2 separate regions of the Homo sapiens genome follow, and region 2 is linked to region 1. The links are chromatin loops, found by intact Hi-C in ENCODE. Cell type or tissue: heart left ventricle. All regions are shown on one strand. Links, peaks and the distances in the headings refer to the core of each region. The heading gives the core; the rest is flanking DNA.

Region 1 (7,357 bases), core at 1,330-6,329:
CAGGCCCTGGAACAGGAGCAGAGGCAGATAGATGGGCGGGCGGCTGAGGTGGAGATGCAGCTGAGGAGCCTCATGGAGTCAGGTGGGGCATACATCTAGGGATCCCTTCCCCAACACATGCCACTAGGTCTGTCCAGCCCTGCAGCTGTTCCTGACCTTGGGAGGAGCTGGGAGGAGGCACGGCTGGCATCAGCGTTCCCATTTTACAGCCAGGCATGCTGAGGCCCTGAAGTGGCTTCCTCGAGGCACACAGTTCTGGCTTCTGGGATGTCACAAGGGAGCAAACCCCCTCCCCCAACCCCCAGCTGCCCTACCCTGACACGGGGCAGGGGGCAGGCCTGGTGACTGTCCCTGTCCAATGCAGGTGCCAACAAGCTGCAGGAGGAGGTGCTGATCCAGGAGTGGTTCACCCTGGTCAACAAGAAGAACGCTCTCATCCGGAGGCAGGACCAGCTGCAGCTGCTGTGAGTGCTGGCCCCGGGCCAGGAGAGCAGAGGGACTCTTAGCTACTTTGGTTAGAGTTCTTCACTACTTTCTTATTCCTACAGAGATCTTTTTGACAAACGATTCCTCTTCCATCTTACTGTTTTTGTCCTAAACAAATTGCTGTTTAAAGTGTAAAACTGGCCAGGCACGGTGTCTCATGCCTGTAATCCCAGCACCTGGGGAGGCCGAGGCAGGCGGATCATCTGAGGTCAGGAGTTCAAGACCAGCCAACATGGTGAAACCCCATCTCTACTAAAAATACAAAAATTAGCCAAGTATGGTGGCACGCGCCTGTAATCCCAGCAACTTGGAAGGCTGAGGCAGGAGAATCGCTTGAACCTGGGAGGCAGAGGTTGCAGTGAGCCAAGATCAGACCATTACACTCTAGTCTGGGCAAAAGAGTGAGACTCTGTCTCAAAAAATAAAAATTAAAACAAAAATTAAGGGTAAAACTCTTAAATTAGAACTATTTTTACTAATAAGAAAACCGGCCGGGCGCGGTGGCTCACGCCTGTAATCCCAGCACTTTGGGAGGCCGAGGCGGGCAGATCACAAGGTCAGGAGATTGAGACCATCTGGCTAACACAGTGAAACCCCGTCTCTACTAAAAATACAAAACATTAGCCAGGCCTGGTGGCGGGCGCCTGTAGTTCCAGCTTCTGGGAAGGCTGAGGCAGGAGAATCGCTTGAACCCTCCTGGGGTTGAGAGATTGCAGTGAGCCGAGATCGTGCCACTGCACTCCAGCCTTTACAGTAAGGAAAACAGAAGCCCAGAGAGATCTGATCTGGTTCCCATGTGGGGTCCGAAGCCACTCTGCGGCCATTGCCTTTGTCATCCTGCAGGGTGGAGACAGCTTTGCCTCCCTTTTGCGTTTGGGATTTTTCAGAATAACTGTAGCCAGTGCTTCCTGTTTATGAGTACTGTTCATCCAAATAATCCTTCGGGGGTCCTTCTGGGGGGTGTGTGGGAGGAGCAACACAAACACCCAGCAATTGGAGAAAACAGAAGAAAAGCGATAATGTGGTCTGGAGACTAGAGGATAGCTCTGCGGTCAGCCCTGCCCTCGGGAACTGCTGGGGAGGTGGGATGGGGTCAGGGAGTGGCCAGAGCCCTGGGCACTCTCTCCCTACGCCCCTTTTCCTGAACTGCCACCCCCCCGCCACCCACCCCCCGCCACCTTCCAGCATGGAGGAGCAGGACTTGGAGCGAAGGTTCGAGCTGCTGAGCCGCGAGCTGCGGGCCATGCTGGCCATCGAAGGTGGGACATGGGCTCAGGGGCCGGGAGGCAAGACAGAGCCAGGGTGGAGGCGGCACAGCCCTGGGCCCGCGCCTCCTGACGCTTAGCCGCTTCGACCCTCAGACTGGCAGAAAACGTCCGCTCAGCAGCACCGAGAGCAGCTCCTACTGGAGGAGCTGGTGTCGCTGGTGAACCAGCGCGATGAGCTAGTCCGGGACCTGGACCACAAGGAGCGGATGTGAGTGGCGCTGGGCGGCGCTGGGAGTTGGGAGGGTCCGGGACTTGCTCCCGCAGAGGGCTGCGTGTGGACCCCGCCCAACGGAGCGCTGACTCGAACCCGTTCTCCCCAGCGCCCTGGAGGAGGACGAGCGCCTGGAGCGCGGCCTGGAACAGCGGCGCCGCAAGCTGAGCCGGCAGTTGAGCCGGCGGGAGCGCTGCGTGCTGAGCTGAGGCCGCCGGCCCGGGTGGCCCATAACTTCTCGCGTCCCCGGCGTCCGCCGCCGCCCCGGGCCTGCGCTGCGGACGACCCGGCCGTCCCGGAGGCCGCGCGCGTGTCCGCTAGGGGCCGCCGGCGCCCTTCCCCGTACAGGGCAGGGCGGATCCCCGACCCCACGGGCGGGGCGGCCGCCGTATTTATTTGTCACCGAGGGTGTGTGCGCGCTCGCGGCGGGTGCGGGGTCCTCCCCGACGGCACGGCCGGGCCGGCGGCCTCGGGGAGAGGGATGCCTGGGCACTACCGCCCCGCGCTGGCTTGCCCTCCTGTTCTCCAGAGCAATAAAGTTGGACGAGACTACCCCAGCGCCGGCCTTTTCTCCGCTCCACCTGGGCTCTCAATAGGCGGAGGGGAGTGCGCCGAGGCTGAGGCGGGCGGCTCTGCCATCCTAAGCCGGAAGGTGCGGTTTCGAGGTTCCCAGGGCCAGCGGAGGCTGGACCTCGGCCTTCCCGGGATGGTGGCCGGTGGCTCAGGGAAGTCCCATTCGAAATAGTTGAAAATAGCCGAAGTCGTTGCTCATTTTATGATTAACAGTATCCTCTGAGGCCTCCCGCCCACCCTCACCGCGGCTCCATCTCCAGATTCTTCCCCAGCCACTCCTGGCTGCTTCCTCCTCAGGTGCCGCCACCTTACGGAGCTGAACTCGGTCACCTGACGCTTCAGCAAGCAGGGGCTTGTCCTGAAGCTGGGGCCGCGGGCGGCAGGGTGCTCAGAGCCAGTTCATCCTGCCCTAGGATGCCACCTTGGTCCTCAGCAGTCACAGGACCACTGGGTCTGAAGAACTTCCCCATGGCACGGACCTGCGGCAGCTCAGAGAAGGTCTCCACTGCCAGCAGCATGGCCAAGAGTCCTAGAAGCAAGTAACCTGGGGAGGAGAAGGTGCTGGGGCAGCGCCTGGGTTCTGGTGATGCTCCCCGCCCACCTCCCAGCGCAGTGACTTGCCCTGGCAACTGGCACCACTCACCCCCTTCTCAACGCTGCCACCAGAGCTCTTCGACTACCCCTCCCACGCCGTGCCCTGGAGTGAGGTCCCTCCACCTGCAAGGCCCAGCCCCCCAGTGATTTATGGGAGTCCTAGTCCAGGCTCCTCTTCCCCCTTCCCCCACACGCTGTTAGGTGGCTGGACTTACCAAGAAGTGCGAGCTGGCCCAGGTGGTAAATCACGGGGTGCAGGCTGCGGCCGCGGCCGGGCAGCAAGTCCTCCAGGCCAATGGTGCTGAGCGAGCTGAAGCAGAAGTAGACGGCCCCCAGCAGGCTGCAGTCGCCCTGAAGGCCCCACAGCACCAGCGCTGGCAGCAGCACAAAGCTGCTGGCCACCAGCAGTCCCAGTGCAACTGCCTGCAGCAGCGCAGCCCTGGCCGGTGACAGCTGCCAGTGGACCGCTACCCAGGCACGTGGGCGGCTGAGCACAGGCAGCAGGCAATGGCGCAGGGTGGCCACGAGAGCTAAGGAGGCTGGCAGCCCCAGGGCTGCATAGACCATGCAGAAGGCCTTTCCGCCTGGCGATAGTGGGGCCATGTGGCCATAACCTGGAGAAGAGAGAGTCAGTGGACAGTGAGAGCTCTGAGTGCCATGTCTGCTGGGGTCCCTGCCTACCCCAATACTGCCTTCCGCAGAAGGCTGCCCTCTGGTGGCCTTGAACTGGCCAGGCCCAGGTTCTAGCTGGCTCTGCTCCTCTTCGTCAGGGGATCCCTTACCCTCTCTAGGCCATTCTTTTCTTTTTTGGAAAATGAAAGGATGAAAGAAGACAGTTCCTCAGGCCTTTTGTAGCTGGGACAATTCTGAGAACTGCGCTGCCCTTAACAGATACTCCCGATTCCACAGCTGGTGGAATATCATCCACTCTTTCCCCAAATGTGTGTCATGTCCTGTGTGCCAGGCTTTGTACTGGGATCTGAATCAGCCCAGGCCCTGCCCCTTCTGGTGGGGGAGTCGGGCAGGCAAATCATGAAGGGCTGCAAAGAGGCAGCATGGGCGAGAGAGGGCATGTGCCAGGCGGGGAGGGGTGGGAGTGCGGGGTGTGCTGGGAGAACAGGATCAGCTAATACAGAGCTGCAAACGCACATGCCTACCGGAGCCAGATGGGAGACAAACAGGAGTGGTGGGGACAGGGGTACACTGGAAAGTGTGAGCTGTATCCAAAGGGCAGGCCCCATTCTGCTCCAGTCAGGATGTTGCCTTGCAGGGATTCTGGCTCAGTGTGAGTGGGTTTCCTGATTTTCCAAAAGAAGTTGGAAATATGAGCTGGGCACAGTGGCTCACACCTGTAATCCCAACACTTTGGGAGGCTGAGGCAGGTGGATCACTTGAGGTCAGGAGTTTGAGAACAGCCTGGCCAACATGGCAAAACCCCGTCTCTACTAAAAACACAAAAATTAGCCGGGCATGGTGGTGCATGCCTGTAGTCCCAGCTACTCAGGAGGCTGAGGCAGGAGAATTGCTAGAACCCGGGAGGTGGAGGTTGCAGTGAGCCAAGATCGCACCACCGCACCCCAGCCTGGGTGACAGGGTCAGACACCGTTTCAAAAAAAAAAAAAGTTGGAAATACAAATTCCAATTCAAAAAATACTGAGACACTTTGTGGGGCAAAAAATACGAAAACCCAGGGCTGTGGGTCTCATTGCTGCTTTTCCCTGGGCCTGTGCCCACGCGATTTCTCTGCAGGACTCCCTCATCCCTGTCTGTGCCCTCCTGATCCACAAGCATCTCATGCCGACTTCCTCCCCTATCTTCCCTCACTCCCCCACCCGAGGCCATGGTCCTGATCTGTCCTTCCCAGGTTCATTCTATTTGCTTCCATCCAAGAATCCATCCCACTGTATTGTATCCCCTATCTGGCCACAGGCTGTGGCATCTGGGCAGCTCTCCTGGGTCTCAAAGGGTGCCTGGGGTGGGACTGGGGAGGCCACACCCTTCCTGGCAGTTGAAGTGGAGGCACCAGTTGGGGTGTGTTGGTGGGGAGCCCCAGCTGTGATGTCAGGCCTCACAGGGCCTGGGCTCCATCTGGCTCTTTGGGGCTGAAGGAAGGGCTGCATGAACCCCAAAGCCCCCAGGGAGCCATGGCCTCTTGGAGCCGCACCCCCCGACTTGGCTGCCTGGCTCTCTTACCTGTGGTGGTGAGGATGCTGGCAGCGAAGAGCAGGGCTGAGGGAAGGTCCCAGGTCCTGCCCTCTGAGCTGTTGCCCAGGGTGGAGACCCCATGGGCCTGGGTGGCCAGGGCAGTGCCCAGCAGCTCTTCCAGAGCTCCGGGTGGCAGGCAGGCCCTATGCTCTGCCTGGAAGGCTGCCAGCTCTGCCCTGAGCTCAGCCTGAAGCCTGCATGCAGGAGGCCCCTCCAGGGCCTGGAACACCACAGCCCCAAGCCCCAGGGCCAGCAAGTGGGCCACAACCAGGAGCCCGTATCGGGACCAGGGCCTTAGACCCCCCATGGCAGGCCGCTGGGGTGCTGTGGGAACTGGCGGCTCCACCTCAGGCACCTGGGAGGGGCTGGGCAGGGCGGGGCCAGGAGGAGGTGCTGTGTGGGTGGCTGGGACCCGGCTGGGATGGCTGGGGTGGCTGGGGTGTGAACAGGAGGGAGGTGAGCTGCATCACCCTTCCCAGGTCCTGGAGGCAAGACATTTGCCCATTTCACAGCAGCTGGGATGGTGGGGATGGGTGGAGGAAGGCGGCTGCGGTGAGGGGAGGAGGCGGAGGAAGCTGAAGCCTAGAGAGGACCTCACACTTATTCAAGGTCCTGCTCACTCAGGCACCCATACCACATTCATTCATTCATTCATTCATTCAAGTGCTTAGGGAAGAGGACAGGCACAGGTCCTTTCCTTCCTGGTGTTTACACAAGAAACCTCTTAGCAAAGAAACATGGCAACCTCACATTGTCATGAGTTCCATGAAGGAAACACCCTGGGTGATGGGAGAGCTCTGCGGGGAGCGGGGGGGTTATCTCACTGGGAAAGCTCTGCTAAGGAGGTGATATTTCAGCTGGGGAGTAAGAGGCCAGTGAAGGTAGGAATGAGCTTGGGGTGTGAGAGGAACAGAGGGCTGGCTGTGGCAGGGGAGAGTTGGGGGTGAAGGGGGGATAAGGACACAGGCCCTTGAGGATAAATGTGGTCCAGGGAGACCTACGCTGGGCTACTGTAGGCGTCATGGATGGAGTGATTTTGGCCTGGGTGGTGTGGTGGGAGAGGAATGGTGGCAGCTGGGAAGGATCAGGTGGGGGTGGGAGGTGGGGAGAGGACTCCAGGGTGCCCAGAGCACCCGGGCAGATGATACCCTTGCGCCCGATTGCCAGTTCTTCCTGAGAACGCTTTGTGCCTGCCCTCCTGACTCCCTGCCCCTGAACTGCAGACACAGAGTCTGGGCTGCCATGGGGCACCTGGGAGAGGGGAAGGGGGAGCCTGGGTTCCAACTCCTCTAACGTCAGAGGGGCTGAGGACAGAGGCCAAGGAAGGGACCCAGCCCTAGGGTATGGTGTGGGAGTGCCAGAGCCCCCATGGCAGTGTGAAGAGAATGGACAGAGGCCGAGGGAGGGACCCTGCCCTAGGGTATGGTGTGGGAGTGCCAGAGCCCCCATGGCAGTGTGAAGAGAACTGTCAGGGGTGCCAGATGCCATGGCAAGTCACCATACTGGGAGGTGGGTGGAACTTACTACTCTTTTTTTTGAGATGGAGTCTCGCTCTGTCGCCCAGGCTGGAGTGCAGTGGTGCAATCTCGGCTCACTCAACCTTCGCCGCCCGGGTTCAAGCTATTCTCCTGCCTCAGCCTCCCAAGTAGCTGGGGCTACAGGCACCTGCCACCACGCCTGGTTAATTTTTGTATATATATATATTTTTTTCAGTAGAGACGGGGTTTCACCATATTGGCCAGGCTGGTCTCAAAATCCTGACCTTGTGATCTGTCCGTCTCGGCCTCCCAAAGTGCTGGGATTACAGGCGTGAGCCACCATGCCCGGCCTATGGTTTTTTGTTTTTTTTTTTTTTGAGACGGAGTCTTGCTCTGTTGCCCAGGCTGGAGTGCAGTGGCGTGATTTTGGCTCACTGCAACCTCCACCTTCCAGGTTCAAGCAATTCTCCTGCCTCAGCCTCCAGAGTAGCTGGGACTACAGGCATGCACCACCACACCTGGCTAATTTTTGTATTTTTAGT
Region 2 (11,048 bases), core at 3,346-8,345, 220 kb before region 1:
CGGCTAATTTTTTGTATTTTTAGTAGAGACAGGGTTTCACCATGTTAGCCAGGATGGTCTTGATCTCCTGACCTTGTGATCTGCCTGCCTTGGCCTCCCAAAGTGCTGGGATTACAGGCGTGAGCCACCACGCCCGGTCTACCAGCTAGAGTTTTGACAAGAGCTAACACAGGGGTCTCTGCTTCCCAGACCTCATAGTTTAGAGGAGAGACAGATATAACCTAAGGGTTACACGAATGAGAGTGTGTCATTATAGAATGATGAAGGGGGACAGTGTGAGAACATGGGCCAGTGGTTCTCAAGGCGTTGCTCTCAGCAGCAGCAGCAGCAGCATCTGGGCAACATAGTAAGACCCTATCTCTAACATAATGGAAGGCAAATCTTGGACCCGCCCCAAGCCTACTGAACCAGAAACTCGAGGGTGGGACCCAGCAATTTGTATTTTCACAAACTCCCCAGGTGATTCCAAACAACAGGCATAAGTCAAAGGAATGTGATCAAGGTTTCCATAAGGAAGTGTGGCTGAACTGAGAGCTGAAGGCTGGGTGGGAGGCACACAGGCAGGCAGAGGGCATGTGCGGCTGGGCACAGTGTCTCATGCCTGTAATCTCAGCACTGTGGGAGGCCGAGGCAAGACGATCACTTAAGCCCAGGAGTTCAAAAACAGCCTGGGCAACATAATGAGACCCCATTTTTACAAAAAAAAAAAAAAATTAAAAATTAGGCTGGATGCAGTGGCTCATGCCTGTAATTCCAGCACTTTGGGAGGCCGAGGCAGGTGGATCACCTGAGGTCAGGAGTTTCAGACCATCCTGGCCAACATGGTGAAACCCTGTCTCTACTAAAAATACAAAAAATTAGCCAGGCTTGGTGGTGGGCACCTGTAATCCCAGCTATTGAGGAGGCTGAGACAGGAGAATTGCTTGAACCAGGGAGGTGGGTTACATGAGCCGAGATCAAGCCACTGCACTCCAGCCTGGGCGACGAGCAAAACTCTCAAAAATAAATAAATAAATAAATAAAATTAGGCTGGGCATAGTGGCTCATGCCTGTAATCCCAGCACTTTGGGAGGCCGAGGCGGGCGGATCACCTGAGGTCAGGAGTTTGAGACCAGCCTGACCAACATGGAGAAATCCCGTCTCTACTAAAAATACAAAATGAGCCGGGTATGGTGGCACATATCTGTAATCCCAGCTACTCGGGAGGTGAGACAGGAGAATCACTTGAACCCAGGAGGTGGAAGTTGCGGTGAGCCAAGATCACACCATTGCATTCCAGCCTGGGCAACGAGAGTAAAACTCTGTCTCCAAAAAAATAAATAAATAAATAAATAAAATATAAATAAAAATTAGCTGGGCAAGGTGGCACACACTTGTAATCCCAGCTACTTGGGAGGCTAAGGTGGGAGGATACTTGAGCCTGAGAGGTTGGGGCTGCAGTGGGCTTTGATCCTGCCACTGCACTACAGCCTGGGCAACAGAGCGAGACTGTCTCAAAAAACAAAAAAGAAGGGCATGTGCAAACGTCTTGTGGTGGGAGGGAGCCTGATGTGCTTACGGAACCAAGAGAAGGTGCACGCCTGCAAGCCTTGCAGGCTGCGGGAGGGAGCTTGCCCTGGTTCTGCAGAGGACTGGGAAGCCACTGAGGAGCAGGGAGACTTGGGGAGAATTGTACTGCCAAAAGTTAAAGTACCTGGGCCAGGCGCGGTGGCTCACGCCTGTAATCCCAGCACTTTGGGAGGCCGAGGCAGGCAGATCATGAGATCAGGAGTTCAAGACTAGCCTGGCCAAGATGGTGAAACCCCATCTCTACTAAAAATACAAAAAATTAGCCGGGTGTGATGGCGGGTGCCTGTAATCCCAGCTACTCGGGAGGCTGAGGCAGAGAATTGCTTAAACCCGGGAAGCAGACATCGCAGTGACCCGAGATCTTGCCACTGCACTCCAGCCTGGGCGATAGAGCAAGACTCTGTCTCAAAAAAAAAAAAAGTTAAAGTACATGTTCAGATCTGAGACAGGACCAGGGCTGTGCTGTTAGGATTGGTAAAGAGGGAGTCGAGGCCAGATGCAGTAGCTCATGCCTGTAACCCCAGCACTTTGGGAGGCTGAGACAGGAGGATCACTTGAGCCCAGGAATTCGAGACCAGCCTGGGCAGCATAGTGAGACCCCCATCTCTAAAAAATTGGGAAGGAGTAGAAATCTTTCAAAGGGTTAAGAGGAGTTAGAGACTCTTTTGGCATGGCGGGGGTGAAGAGGGAGAGCTCCTCTGAGGCATCGGCCTGGGCTGGGAGCTGAGGGCAGCAGGGCGGGCTGGGGAACTTGAGGTGCCTTTGGGACATCTAAGGATGTGTGACCAGAGACAGCAGTGTGGGCCTGGCACTCAGGAGCCTGAGCAGGCTGGAGACACCAGTTAAGTCACATTCACAGCATGGACCCCCTTGGCTCAGCTGTTTCCTGAGTCTGGTCAAAGTTATTTAAGCCAGAGTCATCTCGTGGTTGTGTCATTTCCCCCTTTCCCTGCGCATGTAGCTTTCCCCAGGCTGGAGTGTGGTGGGGAAAGCCACAGGGAGTGTCACTATACACATAAGTTAGTCTCCTGGAATTTCTTCAGCTGTGGTCATTGCTAAAAAAAGAAGTATGACGCTGGACAACAGGAGTCCAATGGGACTTTATTTAACATGTTTGCTCAAGTTATCAGCTCTTTGCAAGTGACTGACAGACACCACCTCCTTTGTAACCTCAAAGCAGGTTCACAGACTATCTCCTGGTTCTTAGGGATTTCTTCTGTCGAAAAGAGTTCTCAAAAATAACAGCAACCTGAGATACCATCTGTTAAATCCTTAAGCAATTTCGCATGCCTTATGAGACCCTGCTGATTAAAAACATCTAGTTTTGTTTTCTTTTTTTTGAGACGAAGTCTCGCTCTGTCATCCAGCCTGGAGTGCAATGGCGCGATTTTGGCTCACTGCAACCTCCGCCTCTCTGGTTCGGGTGATTCTCCTGCCTCAGCCTCCCAAGTAACTGTGACTACAGGTGCGTGCCACCATGCCCGGCTAATTTTTTGTATTTTTAGTAGAGACGGCGTTTCACTGTGTTAGCCAGGATGGTCTCGATCTCCTGACCTCGTGATCTGCCCACCTTGGCCTCCCAAAGTGCTGAGATTACAGGCATGAGCCACGAAGCCCGGCTAAATTTTGTGTTTTTTGAGATAGAGTCTCTCTCTGTCACCTAGTCTGGAGTGCAGTGGGGCAATCTCAGCTCACTTCAACCTCCACCACCTGGGTTCAAGAGATTCTCCTGCCTCAGCCTCCTTAGTAGTTGGGATTACAGGCATGTGCCACCACGCCTGGCTAATTTTTGTGTTTTTAGTAGAGATGGGGTTTCACCATATTGGCCAGGCTGGTCTCGAACTCCTGACTTCAGGTGATCTGCCCACCTTGGCATCCCAAAGTGCTAGGATTACAGATGAGAGCCACCATGCCTAGCCAACATCTAGATTTTTAGAATCTCTCTGGCCCCTTCCTGCCCCATCTTTGTCTTTCTGCCCTCCCCTCCAATAGTGGCATCTCCTCCTGGGGCCACTGTGCAGGAGTGAGTTATTTGCTCACTAATCACACCATACTAAACCCTAAACTCACTCCAGGACTGCTCTCCCAGCCCAGTGGGTAGCCTTTGCCATGGATTGGTGGAAGGAACTTGGGCCTGGAACTCCCTGGTCCCACCTGAGTCTGGCCACTCTCTCTGGCTGTAAAGGTGGAGTTTAGAGGACGGGCACTCCAGGCTCTTTAGGAGACTCCTCTAGATAGAACCAGAGAGGGAGAATGGGAGCCCATTTAACTAAAGCCAAAAAAAATAGATTTTTTTCATTTTACTCCCTTGCTGTTTTGTTGTTGTTGTTTTGAGTTTAGGAGCAGAGGTTTAATAGGCAAAGGGAAAAGGAGAACAGCTCTCTCTCAGACAGAGGGGCACCCAAATGGGAATTCCCGCTAACTGGTAATTTGATGAGAAATAGCAAACAACAGAGGACCACTCTGACCTGTCCTCCTGCCTACTTCCTGCACTGTTTATAGGAGCCCACCTCCTCCTCCTCATGCGTCCTGTTTGCTTCCTTCCAGCCACGGGCTGCCCAGTGGTGTTCTGACACCTGCTGTACCATCGCTGCAATGTCCAGCCTGGAATCCCTGGCGCTGCGGTGGTGCTGGATGGGCTCAGAGATGGTCCGATCAGAAGGGATCACAGAGGAAAGCTGGGGGTGGTGGCTCACGCCTGTTAATCTCAGCACTTTGGGAGGCTGAGGCGGGCGGATCACTTGAGGTCAGGAGTTCCAGACCAGGCTGGCCAACATGGCAAAACCCCGTCTCTACTAAAAGTACAAAAAAATTAGCCGGGCATGGTGGCATGCACCTGTAGTCCCAGGCAGGAGGATCACTTGAACCCAGGAAGCAGAAGTTGCAGTGAGCCGAGATCGTGCCACCGCACCCCAGCCTGGGTGACAGAGCAACACACCATCTCAAAAGAAAAAAAAAGGGATCACAGAGGAAACTGAGGCACAGGAAGGGCAGTGCCTGCCTCAAGGCACCTGGGAACCGGCCTCAGGTGGACCTTGTGTTTTCCATAGGAGGAGCAGAGACTGCTAGAAACTAGGAGTTCGAGTCTCTTCCACCATACACCTTTCTCAGCCCGAAAGGGCAGCACATTCCCACGATCAGGAGCCCCCAGAACACCGATTCTTAAACTTTAGCATGTGTAGAAATCCCTGGGAGAGCTTTTCACAACACAGATTCCTGCGCCCCATCCTCAGAGATTCTGATTTGGTAGGTCTGGGGTGGGGCCTGAGATGCTGCATATCTTTTTAAAAATTATTATCATTATTATTATTTGAGACAGAGTCTTGCTCCATCACCCACGCTGGAGTACAGTGGCGCAATCAAAACTCACTGCAGCCTCAACCTCCCAGGTTCAAACAGTCCTCCCACCTCAGTCTCCCAAGCAGCTCTGTCTACAGGCACAGTGCCACCACACCTGGCTAATGTTTAAATTTTTGGTAGATACAAGGTCTCACTATGTTGCCCAGGCTGGTCTTGAACTCCTAGCCTCAAGTGGTCCTCCTGCCTCGGCCTCCTAAAGTGCTGTAATTACAGGTGTGAACCACTGTGTCTGGCCAGATGCTGCATTTCTAATAAGCTTTGCTCCATGGACCACACTTGGATTACCACTGACTTAGAAACTCACAGTACCTTACCCACTGAGTCAGGATGAAGCTTGCTAAACTGTTGCAACAAGGGCCTAAACTGTTGCAACAAGGACAGAGCCAGGTGCCTCACGCCTGTAATCCCAACGCTTTGGGAGGCCAAGGCGGGTGGATCACATAAGACCAGGAGTTCGAGGCCAGCCTGGCCAACATGGTGAAACCCTATCTCTACTAAAAATACAAAAACTAGTTGCAGATGGCCTCCAGCCATCTGCAGCACATGATCTGGTGAAGGAGAGCTCTGATGAGCACGTGACGTAGTATGGTCCCGGCAGGTCTAGCCCAGGGTGGTGTGGGGGGAGTTGAACTTAGGTGACTCGCAGAAGACCCCCATGTGCCCAGGTGGAGCAGGGTAGCCATGTGCCCAGGTGGAGCAGGGTAGCTAAGTAACTGGACACTGCGGCTGGAAGCTCAGAGGCATCTAAGCAAATTGTATGATTTACCCGCGGTGTGACCTAGGACAAGTTACATAATGTCTCTGAGCCGAGGCTGCCTCTCTATCAACTGTGATCATAACACTGTGATTGTTTCTACAGGGAGCCCCCAGTAAATGGCAGGAATTCAGGTCACCATGAGGTGGACTCACGTTGATCTCAGACCAGATAGGGACATTAGTGGGTACAAATGGCCCTTGATGCTCAATTTTGTTGTCAGTTAAAAGAACCCTCTCAGCCAGTTTTTAATTCCCACTGAGCAAGTGAGATGGGTAAAGAAAACAACAGTGGCTCACACCTGTAACTCCAGCTCTTTGGGAGGCCAAGGTGGGAGGGCTATCTGTGCTCAGGAGTTCAAGACGGCCTGGGCAACATAGTGAGACCTCCTCTCTACAAAAAAATTAAAAATTAGCCAGGTGCGGTGGCACACACCTGTAGTCCCAGCTACTCAGAAGACTAGGGTGGGAAGATCACTTGAGTCCAGGAGTTCAAGGCCACAGTGAGCTATAATGGCACCACTGCACTCCAGCCTGGGCAACAGAGTGAGACTCTGTATCTAATAAAAGAAAAAATAGAGAAAAAGAAAAAGAAAACAAGCACCATTGGCTGGGAGTGGGCAAAGCAGACAGACCCCCAGCTCCCAGCATCCTCCACTGCAGGTGACCTCGAGAAGGGTCAGAGCAGGAAAATGGGGGCTGGGAGGTTCAACAGAAAGCTGTGTGGCAAGACCAGGGAAGCAGGTGTGGCAGCTGGCGTGAAGAGACAGGTCAGGAGTGCAGTCGCATCATTTAACGAGCATTTATTGCACACGTCTGTTCAAGCACCAGGCTCAGGCTGGAAACCATCCAAAGCGCAATCCCTGACCTCAGGCAGCTCACAGTCCAGTGGGGAAGCCGAGAAGCAAATTAATGACTCTGAAGAAGCGCAGGCAAGTGCTATGATCAAGGCATGTGTGTGGGTAGGGTGTCTGGGAACCCCAAAGTCAGCCTCAGGTGGGGAGGTAAGTCAAGGAAGGGTGAGGGGACTGGGCTCAGCCTGGGTCTCGGAGGAGAGCGGGGCCAGCCCCGGGGATGGTAGAGTCAACCTGCCAGGCACTGTGCACTGCTGGCCAGGCCCGGCCAATGAGAGCACAACTTGTTCAGGGTCCAGGAAGCAACCCCAGGAGAACAAAGCCTCGTGGGGAGGGAGGAACCTGGAGGGTGGAAGGAGTTTGGGCTTTTCCTGAAGGTGATGAGAGCCACTGAAGGATTCTGGGGGAGGAGACATAGGGTTATCCTGGGTCATGGGGGAGAGAGCTTTGAAAGGCAGGGAGGTGGGAGGCCGCAGGGACTCTCAGAAGTGGAGTCTCAGAGCTCCTTAAGAGGTGAAGGCAGCCGGGCGCGGTGGCTCACGCCTGTAATCCCAGCACTTTGAGAGGCCGACGCGGGCGGATCACAAAGTCAGGAGATCAAGACCATCCTGGCTGACATGGTGAAACCCTGTCTCTACTAAAAATACAAAAATTTAGCTGGGTGTGGTGGCGGGCGCCTATAGTCCCAGCTACTTGGGAGGCTGAGGCAGGAGAGTTGCTTGAACCCGGAAGGTGGAAAGGCGGAGGTTGCAGTGAGCCGAGATCACGCCACTGCATTCCAGCCTGGGTGACAGAGAAAGACTCCATCTCAAAAAAAAAAAAAAAAAAAAAAAGAGGTGAAGGCACAGGACAGGAGCTGGGATGTCACCAGCACCACTTGCCAGCTCACTTGTGCCTCATGCTCCCTGTTTCACAGATGTGGGAGGCAAAGGAGTCAAGGCCAGCTACACAGGGAGGCTGCACAGGCCCCCTGGCTTCCGGCTCCCACAGGTGTCTGCCCAGCCCAGATCTGCGCGGGTGGGAGGCACCTTGGTTAGGAAGGGCTGAGCCTCTTGCACTGATTTGCAAGCTTTCAACCTGGCCTCCAATCTCAAACTGGCCTCCAGGCCGTGGGCCTGATGGGGAGCTGCTGGCATTGCCGCAGGGCTCATCCCCACCAGCGGAGGAGATATTCGTAGCTGAGGAAGGTGACAGCATTGACGGGAAAGGCGCGGGCACTGTTGATGGTGACCCCCCGGAAGAAGACTCCCAGTCCTTCCTGCCGGATGCTGCTCACCATGCAGTCCAGCATCCCCTGGTACACTCTGCGTCTCAGTCCATCCATCTGCATCCGGGACTTGATCATGTCTAAGGGCGTGGCTGCCACCCAGGAAGCAATGCCTGCAAAGCCCCCTGCCACCAGCACCGTGGCTGAGCCTGGGGCAGAGAGAGCCCAGAGCAGGGGTCAGACCCAGAACAGAGCATCCTCCCCAGACCCTAGTTTCCTTCCCCAGTCCCCGCTGGACCCTGCCTGCTACCCACACCTCTGTCCCCCATCCTCTCACGCCACTTTACTTACTGGGATTCTGGCCTTCTGGTGTGTACTGGCGACAGAGCCCTTCATAGGTGATGAAGTAGATCCCCACCGTGGGGGTGTCCCTCAGCGTCAGGGCCCAGGCTCCTCGGAACAGCCCCCGGGGCCCCTCCTCCCGGAAGATGGAGGCTGCACAGTGCACGGGCCCCTGGTACCGGGGTGGGGGGCTCCCTGGCTGGGCCCTTGGCTCTGTCTGGTTTTGTAGCCGGACTTTGATGAGGTCAAAAGGAGCCAGACAGTAGGCCTGTTGGTGATGAAACATGAGGGCCCCGGGTGGGGCTTTGGGCTGGGAACTGGCCCCTTATATTCACAAGAGGAAGGAGGCAGGCAGGGGGCCACATCTTCCAGTCCCTCAGGAACCCTGCCGGCACCCAGCCTCTCACGTGCATGTGTGGCTGGGATGGCCAGGATGTCTGCATGCGACCGGGACAGGCCACCTCCCTTGGCATCAGGCCCAAGAGTGAGAGGCACTGCCCCTCATGCAACAGTGACCAACTTGCCTGGCCTACAGCAGGCACTCAGAACAAGCCTGGATTCTTTTTGCAGGAGCAGGTTGGTTTCTGGCCTCCCTAAAGCCGGCAGTGAGCATACCTGTACGGTGGGCAGGGCCAAGTGAAGGATTCAGCCTGTGACTGTGAAATAGCAAAGAAACCACCCTTTCCCAGGGTGAAGGAGGTCCCCTCGTGAGTGCTGTTCTCCTGCGCCCACCTCTCAGAGGCCCGGAGGGGCACAAGGCCAGCCCCTCCTGCCTCCAGAGAGGCAAGACTCCTTCCCATTAGCATCCCACCAAAGAGGCTTCTGAGTGTGGGAAGGTGGGTAATGGGGGGACTTGGCAGGTGCTAGGGCTCTTAGAATCGGCAGAAGCAGATGCTACACAGATTTGGGATGGAATTGGGGCTGGAGTCCTGGTGAGGGTCAGTGCTGGGGGGATGTAGAGGGCGATGGGGGCAATTAAGATTTGGGTCAGAGATGCCAGTAGGTCAAGATAGCTTTTGGAGTCCAGGTGAGAATCGGGGTCCATGTCAAGGCTAGCCTGTCTCTGAGGGATTTATCTGTTTTTTGCTTGTTTGTTTTGTGACAGGTACATGGGCTCAGTTCCTCAGCCCTGGAGATGGCTGATGGCGACGGGGGCTGGCGGTCGCCTCTGGTGGTGGGTGGTGGTACTTAGGGTGTGGCAGGCCAAGTCTTCGCTTGTTTACTTTGGTCCCAGGAGTAAGGGTCGTAGGTTAGGTACCATCCCTTGGGAGATGGGGCCTTGTGCCACCCTCTAGAGCGTGCTGGCAGGGCTGAGCTCAGGGCTTCAGGAGGTGTTCTGAGCCCTGAGCTCCTGGGGGCTGAGGACAGGGCTAGGCTGACACCAGGTGACAGACACCCCCACAGGGGTGGTGGAGTGTCAGATGCCATTTCAGAAGGTCAGCTTCGGCGAAGACCAGGGCAACGTCTGTGCCCGTCAGAGGCTGTCAGTCCCTGCCTCTTCTTCCCACTCCACACTAAAACACATTTTTCCTTTAAGACTCTGTTAAACTAAAGCCACAGGTTTCACTGTAAACCCAGGCTCCATCAGCGGCCCTCACAGTCCCCACTTCTGCTTTCCAAAGAGCTGGGGGGGCAGGGTGACTTAGAAGCCGGGCCTGGCCACTTAGCTTAGGGCTTCGGTTCTCTTCCTTGTGTTTGTGGGATGTGGCTCGCGGGGCTCAGGAAACCTATAGGTGGCACCTCGCACAAGAAGGGGCAGAAGAAAAGCCGGGGCCTCCGGGGGTCTCATTAATCATTAATTCATTTGAAGGAGCAGCCTGACTTTGTCCTTTGTCCTTGCTCTCTGCCCCATGAAGTGTGACAAGGAACTGGGGGCAGCTGCCCAGGAGAGGGCGACCCTGGCTTGCGGCTGGGGTGTCAGTGGGTGCCGGGCGCACCCTCTCCCTGCTTATGCTCACAGGACCCATTCAGCACCGGTTCCCACTGGCGGCAGCTGGTCCCTCTTCCCTCCATCCACCCCTCTAAAGCCCAAAGCCCAGATGACGGCAGTGCCTGAATGGTTAATGCCCTGCTGGGCTGGGCCTCAGGTGAGGCTCCCAGGTCATGGGCACCCAAGCACTGCAGGCAAAGTGTAGAGCCAGGCAGGGCCAGGGGAGTGTCAGGACCTCATCAGGACCCGGCCAGAGGGGCTGGGCTCACAGCTCTGCGGGGTGCTGGTGGTTCTCCAGGGTCAAAGGTCTCCTTGGGGAGTGGGCTCCCCACAGCTCTGAGGCTGGCAGACCCCTCTGGAGGGGGGCAAGCCCCGTCAGCTGGAGCGAGTGGCCCAGGCTGCTTCTCCCAGCACCCTCTTGGCACTGCCCACCAGCTGTCTCTGCCTTTTGCCCCCTCTGTTCCCCACAGCCCTCCCCCAGAGGCCTGCAGCCTGGAAGGCCATAGCACAGGCCTCTTGTTCCCCTCCAAGAGGCCTATGCCTCCACAGCTGTGGGTCGCCAGGGCAGGGTGGGAGAGGACAGATCGAGATGACCATCCCTATGACACCTGTGTGTGCCCACTCACTGCCCCCTCACCTGCAGGAACCCCCCGGTGCAGCCCGCTAGGAAGATGTGCATGTAGCTGGGCGGCTGGGCCCGCCGCTCCTGGTGGGAGGTGGCCGTGAGCACCAGCAGGGTGTTGCTATAGACCCCAAACAGGACAGAGTTGACCACAGCTATGCTGGCAATGGGGAAGCTCATTCCCTTGAAGAAGCCCAGGAGCTGCAGAGAGACACAGTGGCAGCGGAGTAGGCACCGTGGGGCCTCCCCTTTGTCCTCTCCACCCCTGGCAAGGCAGCCTCTGGCTGGAAACTGCTCCCAAGTCCTGCCACAGGGAAGTGGGGACAGGCAGGGATGGGCTGAGGCTGCGCCTCTGGGGTGCTAAGCTACCACCCAGGCCCCCCAAGGATCCCAGACTTGGTCTTCTCTCCT

What was found. A loop is a pair of places that touch in the nucleus more often than their neighbours do. Peaks named below come from ENCODE experiments on the same cell type or tissue, not always from the same donor. Only the 100,000 strongest peaks of a DNase experiment are listed, where the experiment ranks them.
Region 2: a loop joins it to region 1, with 2.2 times the contacts of the local background. A loop is called at or near these places in 15 of 110 quality-filtered maps.

The regions. Positions count from the first base shown.
Region 1 is chr11:65,590,129-65,597,485 of GRCh38, forward strand. EHBP1L1 (EH domain binding protein 1 like 1) reads left to right here. Exons shown (of 19, transcript NM_001099409.3): 15 at 1-82; 16 at 365-464; 17 at 1,672-1,745; 18 at 1,848-1,962; 19 at 2,075-2,522. The coding sequence ends at 2,174. It overlaps KCNK7 (potassium two pore domain channel subfamily K member 7), which reads right to left and starts at 5,672. Exons shown (of 3, transcript NM_033347.2): 1 at 5,326-5,672; 2 at 3,348-3,746; 3 at 2,708-3,082. The coding sequence starts at 5,644. The coding sequence ends at 2,877. In heart left ventricle, for the core only: CTCF peaks have their summits at 2,267 (motif pointing right) and 3,845 (motif pointing left); DNase peaks (open chromatin) are centred at 1,967, 2,324, 3,605 and 3,823; H3K4me3 peaks cover 856 bases; H3K27ac peaks cover 1,030 bases.
Region 2 is chr11:65,368,724-65,379,771 of GRCh38, forward strand. SLC25A45 (solute carrier family 25 member 45) reads right to left here. Exons shown (of 7, transcript NM_182556.4): 5 at 10,653-10,838; 6 at 8,095-8,353; 7 at 6,469-7,952. The coding sequence ends at 7,684. It also overlaps a transcript of FRMD8 not described here. Among named protein-coding and RNA genes, the nearest start is that of SLC25A45, 8.4 kb to the right of the region's middle. RefSeq lists an enhancer at 7,902-8,402. In heart left ventricle, for the core only: no CTCF peak of the experiment used is centred there; no DNase peak of the experiment used is centred there; H3K27ac peaks cover 57 bases.